Regions from separate parts of the Homo sapiens genome. Here region 2 is linked to region 1. The links are chromatin loops, found by intact Hi-C in ENCODE. Cell type or tissue: Caco-2. All regions are shown on one strand.

Region 1 (5,000 bases):
GAATAAAAACTCTGAAGCAATAACTCTGATATTTAGTCCAAACAAACCTTCCTTCCCACCCTTAGCCTGCCAACCTTCACTCTCAAACTCAGTCAAAATTTTTAATGTAGAGGTCGAGACCCAAAGGACATCACACTGACTTTGCAGTTAAGAGATGGAAGAAGCATAAGCTTTAGAGTCTGGGATTTTATCCTAACTCTGCTCCTGCCAGCTGTGTGACCTTAGGCAAGTCAACTAACCCACGTAAACTCAATTTCTTCGATAAAGTTGAGGTTACCCTACCTCAACTTACTTCATAGGTTGCGTTGGGATTACAGTGAATGAAAGCTCTTCTATCTTCCACATGGAATTTCCCTCTCTGACTGCTGCATGCATGTAAGCCAGCACTTAAAACCTCAACTCTGAGATCACTTAGTCCAACTTCTGTTTTGCAGATGAGGAAACTGAGGCACAGATATCAGCTGTGTGATCTTGGACAAATTGCTTAATGTCTCTGGTCTCAGTTTTCTCATCTATAAAATGGAGATGGTAATCCTAGCCTGGCATAATTTTTGTGAAGATTTAATGAAGAAGTGTGTACCTGGTACTGGTACTTGGTAGTCATTCAATGCATCGTGGCAGCTACTATTTTTTAAATGAATATTCTTATTATTTTGTGTGGTATTTGAAAGGTCATTCTGCGCTGAGGTATTGAGAGCTGGCAGGCTGCAGCCATTTGGTCACAAACCTTAGAGTTGTTGGGTTGTCCTGGGGAGACCTTCCTCACAGGGTCAGGTAGAGTTCAGTGAACTCGCAAAGAAGCGTGATTTTAGACGCTCCAAGGTACATCCACTCATCTCCTCTCCACTCCCTCTGCCTGTTATTAAACTGGTAGTTTTTACAACATCAATAAAGAACTTTCCTACCCAATTACCCCAGACAATAGGCTGAAAAGCAGTTTCGACTATGAAAACTTCATGTTGGGTTCATTTAGATTGTTTTGCTGTGTCAAATCCTCACTTGAGTTCAAAAGTTCAGCTGAACCATGAACTTTGTAATTTCACAGCAGGCAGTTCTACAAATATAGTGGAAAGTGAATAAACATACAATATTTAAGGTGGGCTTGTCACGTTGTATATAATATAGTTAGGAATGGTTGTAGGTAAAACAGCCCTTAATTTCCAGAGCACAGTGACGTATCAAAAAGAAAGAGGGAAATAAAATTAAACCAAACTGTTCCTTGAGTTACCTGATCTCTGAGGCTTCCAAGGGAATGCACATTCAGTGACTAATCATTAGTGGACAAACTAAAGCCAACTAATCTTCTTAATAAATTGTGAAGTCTTGTATACCTCTTGGTTTTAGCGGTGGCTTTTCTGCCTGTCTGGACCAGGCAGCATATCAAAACAAAAGGGTCATGACTTTATGTATTTGTTAAAGTTAGAATCCACGTTCTCATATAACTCAGGCTTGATTTGACCTGGTTACACAAGTGTAGGTGGAGTGAAATTTTCACAGGAATGAGAATAATGCTGCGTTCTTACTTGTCTATTAATAAATACACGCACACTCAAATTCAGTTCAAGAGCCCCTCATTTTGTAAGCCTTGTGTTTGCAGCTTTAGGGTTGAGGCTAAAGCAAACAAGATAACAAGCCTCCTTGGGTTAGGGTGTCTTTCAGCTTAAACCCAGTGAAATCCTCAATACCGTGGAATGAGATTTCATATTGCATCAACGTATGATGCTTCGTTTCTTACAAAGAAACGTGTTTCTCATTGGATTTTAGGTTGCAGTGTGTAAAAGCAAAGGGACAACTTTCAGGCAGACCATCTGGGGTAAGTGGAGTCAGTCCAAGCAAGGTGTTTTTATATGGCAGCTGTTTATCCCTCTTTGTTTACCAAGGAGTTGGTCTGCAGGGTCACGAGAGGAAAGCTACGCTTGGTCATTTGTGGAAGCAGAGAGGAAGGGATGGGGTGAGAAGGTCAAGTCCTGTGACGGATGGTTCTTCATGAGTTAAATGAGACTGGCTTTTCAAAAGCAGTTTCCTCCCTGTCCTGACTTTCATCTCAAAGTTGCCAAAATTTTAGCTCTAGCCAGCTTAGGACTCTTTTTAGAAAAATCCCCGAGCAGAGATGGTCCGAGGCTATGCTGCTGTCCTGAATGGTGCGTTTTTCCATACGAGAAGGTCTTCTTCGGTTCAGTCAAGAATTGATGAGATTTTTCATTTTTTCCAGACATAAATCATCACAATAAATTTAATGCCTCCAACCAAGAACTGAGAACCATGATGATAAAGGGGGAAAGTGTGGGGTGAAGACTGTGAAATTTGGTTGACCTAGTTAAAGGTGGTCTGTCTTTCTGGTGGGGTTGTGAGGCTGGAAGGAAAAACAAGGTTCGCTGCTTTTGTGGCTGGCTGAACTGGGCTGCCCAGATTTTACGGCTGTTTCTGGTTGACCTGCCCTGTATAGTGGCGCTGCGTGTCTCCTGATGAGGCCAGGACAGGAGGGGAGTTGGTGGCATTCTTTTAAAGAGCTTGTAAGATAGTGAATAATGACAGGAGTTTTTGTTCACTCATAAAGCGTTTATGGAGAACCCACTTCAGGGGAATGATGGCTGAGGGTCTGTCAAGAGGGGGTCGGGTGGGAAGTAAGAGAGATTTCTATGGGGACATATCAAGAGAGGAAATCTGGGAATGGAAATGGGAGCTGTAGTCCGGTCTGCACTCTTTGGTTGTAACTGTAGGACAGTGAGAAGGGGATATGGATTCTCAAGGGACAAAAGTCCCATGGCAGTGACTCTAGAATAAAAGGCAGATGTATGAGAAAATGACAGAAACAAGGCTTCTGAGAGGGTCAGGCTGAGAAGGTCCCATTCAGCTTAGGCAAGGCTGACTGTAGAGAGAGAATGTGTGTGTGTGTGTGTGTGTGTGTGTGTGTGTGTGTGTGCGCGCACACATGTTGAGGGTAGTGGAGACCAGCAGAGAAGACATCATTTCAATGCAAAAATATCCAACATTCCACTCACCATGGATTTGTGCTGTGTCCCGGTGACTTCCTGTCTATATGGATGTCACTCTGCATTAGTTTTTAGGACTCCCAACAGCTGTCTAGAGGGAACCCTAACTAGCAGTTACCTATCAATTTCTTTGTATCAATATTCTTATGTATATATGTATTAGCTCTAATCCTGAAATAGTCTTTTGAGGTATGGGCTAGATCTGTAGTTTATGATTGAGGAAACTGAGGCCCAGAGGTTAAATGACTTAACTGGGTACACCTGTCTAGAAGGTAGCAGGGATGGTCTGGAAGCCAATTCCTCTGACGTTAGGCCTTACTTTACCTTAAGGGGAGAAGGATTCACTTGAGTCTTTGGATGGTGGGGACAGGAATGGCTACCTTTGTGGGTAGCCTCAGGCCACCAGGAAGACTGCTTGAGTCTGTGCTTCCATGCTCTGGGATGGATTTGAGAAGCCCCAGTCTGTCCTGGGTGACATCCTTGGCCACGTGGTCTCAGTATCCCTCCTGTAGCCACCACAGGACAAGGTTTCGAACCCGGGTTCCTGTCCAACAGGACTTTGTAAAAAGGATTAAAGCTCTTTTTATTTTTCTTTCTTTTCTTTTCTTGTTTTTTGTTTTTTTCTTTGAGACAGAGTTTCACTCTTGTTGCCCAGGCTGGAGTGCAATGGTGTGATCTCGGCTCACCGCAACCTCTGCCTCCTGGGTTCAAGCGATTCTCCTGCCTCAGCCTCCTGAGTAGCTGGGATTACAGGCATGTGCCACTATGCCCGGCTAATTTTGTATTTTTAGTAGAGACAGGGTTTCTCCATGTTGGTCAGGCTGGTTTCAAACTCTTGACTTCAGGTGATCCGCCCGCCTTGGCCTCCCAAAGTGCTGGGATTACAGGCATGAGCCACTGCGCGTGGCCAATTTTTTATTTTATTTTATTTTTTATTGAGATGGAGTTTCGCTCTTGTTGTCCAGGCTGGAGTGCAATGGCGCAATCTCAGCTCACTGCAACTTCTGCCTCCCAGGTTCAAGCAATTCTCCTGCCTCAGCCTCCCGAGTAGTTGGGATTACAGGCATGTGCCACCATGCCTGGCTAATTTTGTATTTTTAGCAGAGACAGGGTTTCTCTGTGTTGGTCGGGCTGGTCTCAAACTCCTGACCTCAGGTGATCCGCCTGCCTTGGCCTCTCAAAGTGTTGGGATTACAGGTGTGAGCCACCGCGCCCGGTCAAAGCTCTTTTTAAATTGACTAAGTCCAGGATAGTTTGAGAGCTGTCAGTGATAAGAAAAGCAAAAGGAAAAATCAGGCTCAATTTGCTATGTGCTTTTTCAACTTTTGTTTCATTCTTAGGAACATTAGCCTGCTCATGGTGGTGCTGAGGGCCATGGTGCTAGGCAACTATGTTTGGATCATGGGATCTGTCCTCCAAATCAGAACTGATTGGATGCAAGGGTTGCCAATTTATAGCTTTGAAATTGGCTGAAAAAATAAATGGCACCATTTGGGAGGCTTTGGCTTTGGGAAATTGAGCAAGTGAGTGTATTGGGGAAATTGAAGCTTGAAAAGGCAGGATTTGGAGGAGTTGAGGGAAAGGAGATGTTTTAGGTAATAGAAATGGCATGATCATATTCACAAAGGTGACAGGGCCTCTCTTCATGTTTGGGGGACAGTCAGTTGACCACTTTGCCTGAAGTGGAAGGTTGGTGCAGGGGTGTGGCAGAAGGCAGGGGGGAGGACTTGGTTCACAGTGGGGGCTGAGGGAGACCTTCAGATGCCAGGCTAAAGAGTCTGGGTTATAGATTATGGGAGGTTATTGAAAGTTAAGCGTTGGGGAGAAGACAGGAAATACATTTTCAGAATTTTAACCCCATAGCATTGTGCAGAGTGGATGGAAGGACATGAATCTAGTAAGTAATTAATGTCAGTAATCAAATGTCATCACAATTTGGGCCAGCTTCTAAGCTAACACAAAGATGATCATTATTTGAATGACTTGTGTCTCTGCTGCCTCCTCTAT
Region 2 (5,000 bases), 51 kb before region 1:
TGATATCATGAGGAAGGATGATGGCCAGGGGACAGCAGTAATGACCATGGTGAATATTCATTTGTCCTTCCTCTGTGCGAGGACCAATGTAAGTGTTTTACATGTATTAGTCCATGAATCCTTCTGAAAACAATATGAGGTAGACAAGGTTAGTATGCCTGTTTTCCAGATGAGGAAACTGAGGCACAGCAAGCTTAACGAATTTACCCAGAGTCATATAACTAGTAAGAGAGAGGCTGAGAGTCAAGCCTGGGTAGTTTGGTGCCTACACTGTACGTACATCATGAAAATACACTCATCCCTCATGAAAATATATTTAATTTGGGCACTTCAAACTTAAAGTGACAGTGATCCATTCTCTCAATAGCTTGCACTGGCCACACAGGGGTGTGAACAGTTCAACTGGTTCCAACTGGACAGGTTAAAATATTCCTCTAGAATTGGAATCCCAGAGGTGTTACTTTGGCCAATATGTGAGTTCTAAGCTGGCCCCAAACTCCAACCCAGTGACATGCTCCAGTGAATGGCTGTGAAGCTATTGCCTCATGCTGGGGGTCTCCTCGCAGTGACTTCCTAAATAGGGAAGATTGTGAGTAACAGTGGATTTTGTTGACAAAATGACTATGCCAGCTGTGAAACTTACATCCTGCTTGGCAATATAATAACTGGCCATATCTTAAGTTACTATTAAACATTTACATCTGATGTAATGTAGAGATGGTGAAACCCTGTCTCTACTAAAAATACAAAAATCAGCTGCATGTGGTGGCACGTGCCTGTAGTCCTAGCTACTTGGGAGGCTGAGGTGGGAGAATCGCTTGAACCTGGAAGGCGGAGGTTGCAGTGAGCCCCAAACTCTTGTAAACTTGGGGGCACATGTGATATAGGTAGCTTTTTGAGGGACAAAGACGAATCATTTGATTATTCGACAAATATTGATGGAGCATCTGCTCTATACTGGGCAGAGGGCCAGGTGCTGGGCTTACAGTGATGAATAAGACAATGTGGTCCCTTGTGGAACATATATTATAGTGAGGAACACAGATGAGAAATAAATGAGTAAAAAGCAACTACTTTTGTGATTAATGTTTGCAGGTAACACATGAGGGGCTGCGTTAGCTAATAATGAGGTAGTGATGGTGGGTTTCAGGCTGTTCCACATGCCGACCACTTTTAGTGCTAGGGCCTTGGGGGTTTCACTAAAAAGAGGGTGGAGGCTGGGTACGGTTGCTCAAGCCTGTAATCCCAGCACTTTGGGAGGCTGAGGTGGGAGGATCACTTGAGTCCAGAAGTTTGAGACCAGCCTGGTCAGTATAGTGAGATGCCATCTCTATAAAAAATAAAAAATTAGCTGTGTGTGGTGGCACGTGCCTGTAGTCCCAGCTACTCAGGAGGCTAAGGTGGCAGGATCACTTGAACCCAAGAGTTCAAGGTTACAGTGAGCTATGATTACACCACTGCCCTCCGGCCTGGGTGATGGAGCGAGACCCTGTCTTTAAAAACAAAAAACGGTGGAGAAATTTAATGCAGTGTCAGATCACAGGAGTCATTTGAAGTATGACACCTCTTTAATACACCTGAAGTTCTCTTGAAAATAAGCAACAGGAAGCAGTGTGAATCCCTCTTGAATGCTCTGGTGAGCAGCCCTTCACAACCTCCACTCAGAAGCTGATGGGCTGTGTCTCCAGGACAAGAGACTAGAGGTGGGCCTTTTAGGTCCCTCAGACTTTGCCGATGGGATTGTAAATTGGTACAACCTTTCTGCAAAAGTTTTGCAGTACGTATAAAGAGTATTAAGTGGGGTAATCCATTCTAACCCCAGCAATCCCCCTCCAGAAATTAATACTGAAGAAGTACTCAGAATTGAAGACAACAGATTTCTGATAAAGTGTTCATTCCAGGGTTGTTTAAATTAGACATGATAGAAGAATATATAGTACTTATGGTGCGTTTACATGATGAATTACGGTACAGTCATTTTTTATGAATATTGAATGCTGGGAAATGTTCACTATATAAGTTAAGTGATAAAGCAAAGCATGAAAGTATAACAAAAACTGAAGAATGGTAGAAATCTTTTTTTTTTTTTCTTTTAAACAGAGTCTTGCTCTGTTGCCCAGGCCGGAGTGCAACGGTATGATCTTGGCTCACTGCAACCTCCATCTCCTGGGTTCAAGTGATCCTCCTGCCTCAGCCTTCCAAGTAGTTGGGACTACAGGTACATGCCACCATGCCTGGCTAATTTTGTATTTTTAGTACAGACGGGGTTTCACCATGTTGGTCAGGCTGGTCTCGAATTCCTGACCTCAAGTAATCCACCTGCCTGAGCCTCCTAAAGTGCTGGGATTACAAGCATGAGCCACAACGCCCAGCCAGGAGTCTATTTTTAACAAGCATAGAGATATACGTGTGCAAAAGAGATTGTGAAATGTTATCAGTGGTTATCTCTGAAAGGAGGAAGTCAGGTGATTTTTTTCATCTTTAAACTTTCTGTGGTTTTCTAAATTCTCTTCAATAATCATGTCCTATTTATAAACAAAGGAAGAAATTTAAAAGTCTACCTTTACTTTAAGTAACAAATAAAAGTGTGTTCCAAGGTGAAACTGCTTCTGCTAGTTCCTGAACCTAAGGGGTTGTCAAGTCTTGGAAAATAGGGAAGAAGAAAAGTAAATCTTCTTTAGGAAAAATCCTGCAGTTTCCTTACCCCCACAAAGGCTGTGCTGTTCATGCCTTCTCTGCTGCTACCTTAACACATCTTCTGGCAATAGTGAAAATGAGTCTGGCACATGAAGAGCCAAGGAAGGAGTATTCCCCCGGGGTTCGTTGGCAAGTTCATGATAGCCTAGGTGTAAGACACAAAGGAACTAAAAAAGCAAGGGCTAACATTTATTGAGTGCTAGCTCTGTGCCAGTCATGATGCTAAGTACCACAAGTACCACTGCCCCCTCCACCACCAAACACACACCCCTGTTCTTTCTTAATGTATTTAACCCTCACTGTGACCTTATGAAGTTGGTACTGTTGCTATTCTCATTTTAAAGATGGGAACACTGAAGCCTTGTATTAGGTCGCTCTTGCATTGCTATAAAGAAATACCCAAGACTGGGTAATTTATAAAGAAAAGAGGTTTAATGGGCTCATGGCCCTGCAGGCTTTACAGGAAGCATGGTGCTGACATCTGCTTGGCTTCTCGTGAAGCCTCAGAGAGCTCTCAATCGTGGCAGAAGGTGAAGGGGGAATAGTCATGTCATATGGCAAGAGCAGGAGCGAGAGAGAGAGTGGGGGCAGATGGCATACACTTTTAAATGACCAGATCTCATGTGAACTCAGAGCAAAAGCTCACTATCACCAAGGGGATGGCCCAAGCCATTCATGAGGGATTTCCCCCATCATCCAAACACCTCCCACCAGGCCCCACTTCCAACATTGGGGATTACAATACAACATGAGATTTGGTGGGGACACACATTCAAACTACATCAGGCCTAGAAGGGTGGCATGCCGTGATCACACACACCTAGTAAATGGTATTGCCAGAACTTGAATCCAGGACGCAGCTATGCTGGGGAGTGGAAAAGTCAATGAATAGGAAGGAGAGAAGGACAAATGATGGGAGAAACCAACATGGATATGAGTGGGAGGCCAGTAAGCGCTGGGTCCTCTGCAGTCTGGAGAGCACAGCAGACTGGGATGCCAAGAAGCAATCTGGAGGGGGGAAAGATGGCTGCCTTCATTTAAGAGGGCCCCAACAGTTCCAGCACAGTCTCTTAGGAGGGCCACCCCTATGACCTGGACAAAGGTTTCTTCCCTGTCAGAGCAGCAATAAAAAGATTAACAAAGAAATTGTTTGTGACTGATTATGAATGCTGGTATTTGAGAAAGTTTTTCTTAAAGGTTAAGAAAGAGGCACAGAGTTCTGAAGAGAACTTCTGGGCACCTTCCAGGACCCCCCAGGTTGATAGCAATGCTTTTCATTCTAACTTCACTTTGAACATATGGCTTTTCTGTTCTGTGACACAGACAGGCGAACTCCTGGAGCTAGCCTGATGTTCATCAGCTTCTGTTGAGGTTGTTTTTGCGACCTAGATGGAGAGTGAAGTTGGAGGCAGGTAAGAGGAAGAGTTTTCAGAGGTTTGTGAGCAAAAGAAAAGAAAGAAAATAGTCAGAGGTTTCATATGAAAGACAAATCCTGGTTCTGGTTATAGAAGGGGAAGTGGTGGCAGGAAAAAAGGGAGAACACAGCCTGGGTGGGGAGCCTCTCCAGGAGAAAGAAGTGAAGGGAGGACCAGTTCTTCATATCTGTCACCAGGGGGCAGCACTGGCACAATACAGCTTGGTTGTGCCTTGTATTCCAGTTCCAACAATTGGTAGGTTGCTTAGGGATGCAGAATTCCTGAATAACTAACACGTTATAAAATTAGTACACCTTTGAATAGCTCTGTTTCCTTCCACCTGACTTAACATCGACATTTTTCCAAGCTAACAACACATCAAAAAAATCATGCAAGAATACAGGATTTCATGAAACATTCTAAAGGGTGATGTTGGAAAAGTCCTATGGTTTCTGAAAAAGCTATTGAAAATGTGGATATCACTAAATTAGTCCACTACCAATTGAAGAAAAGAATGGCAGCAGGATGCTTCAAAACAGAATGACTTGAATAGGAAAGGCTTCAGGAAATGGGTGATATCTTGTAATATTTTTGTGAAAATGACTATTTTTATGATCATGCTATAGAATAAAACCTGAAGTGAAGGTATTGCTATTGTACTGTCATGTAATGTTGGCAGAAAATTGCACCAAAACCCCTGAAACTAATTCATTTATTGCTTGTTCTAAGAATTAGAGCACATTTACCATTATTTTCCAAATTTGGTCATATAAGATGAGATAAACTTATTTAGCTTTATTTAAAAAATTATTTTTATTAGTTTTTGTCATTTATTATGTTACCATTTACTAAAATTTTTAAGTTTTGTTTAAAGAGGTTTCACTTTGA

What was found. Peaks named below come from ENCODE experiments on the same cell type or tissue, not always from the same donor. Only the 100,000 strongest peaks of a DNase experiment are listed, where the experiment ranks them.
Region 2: it touches region 1 in a loop (12-fold over the local background); 1 of 110 quality-filtered maps calls a loop at or near these places.

What each region holds. Positions count from the first base shown.
Region 1 is chr10:93,173,272-93,178,271 of GRCh38, forward strand. No RefSeq gene overlaps it. Among named protein-coding and RNA genes, the nearest start is that of CYP26A1, 100 kb to the left of the region's middle. In Caco-2, no CTCF peak of the experiment used is centred here; no DNase peak of the experiment used is centred here.
Region 2 is chr10:93,122,338-93,127,337 of GRCh38, forward strand. No RefSeq gene overlaps it. Among named protein-coding and RNA genes, the nearest start is that of CYP26A1, 51 kb to the left of the region's middle. RefSeq lists enhancers at 1,518-1,587, 1,678-1,737. In Caco-2, a CTCF peak has its summit at 4,347 (motif pointing right); a DNase peak (open chromatin) is centred at 2,344.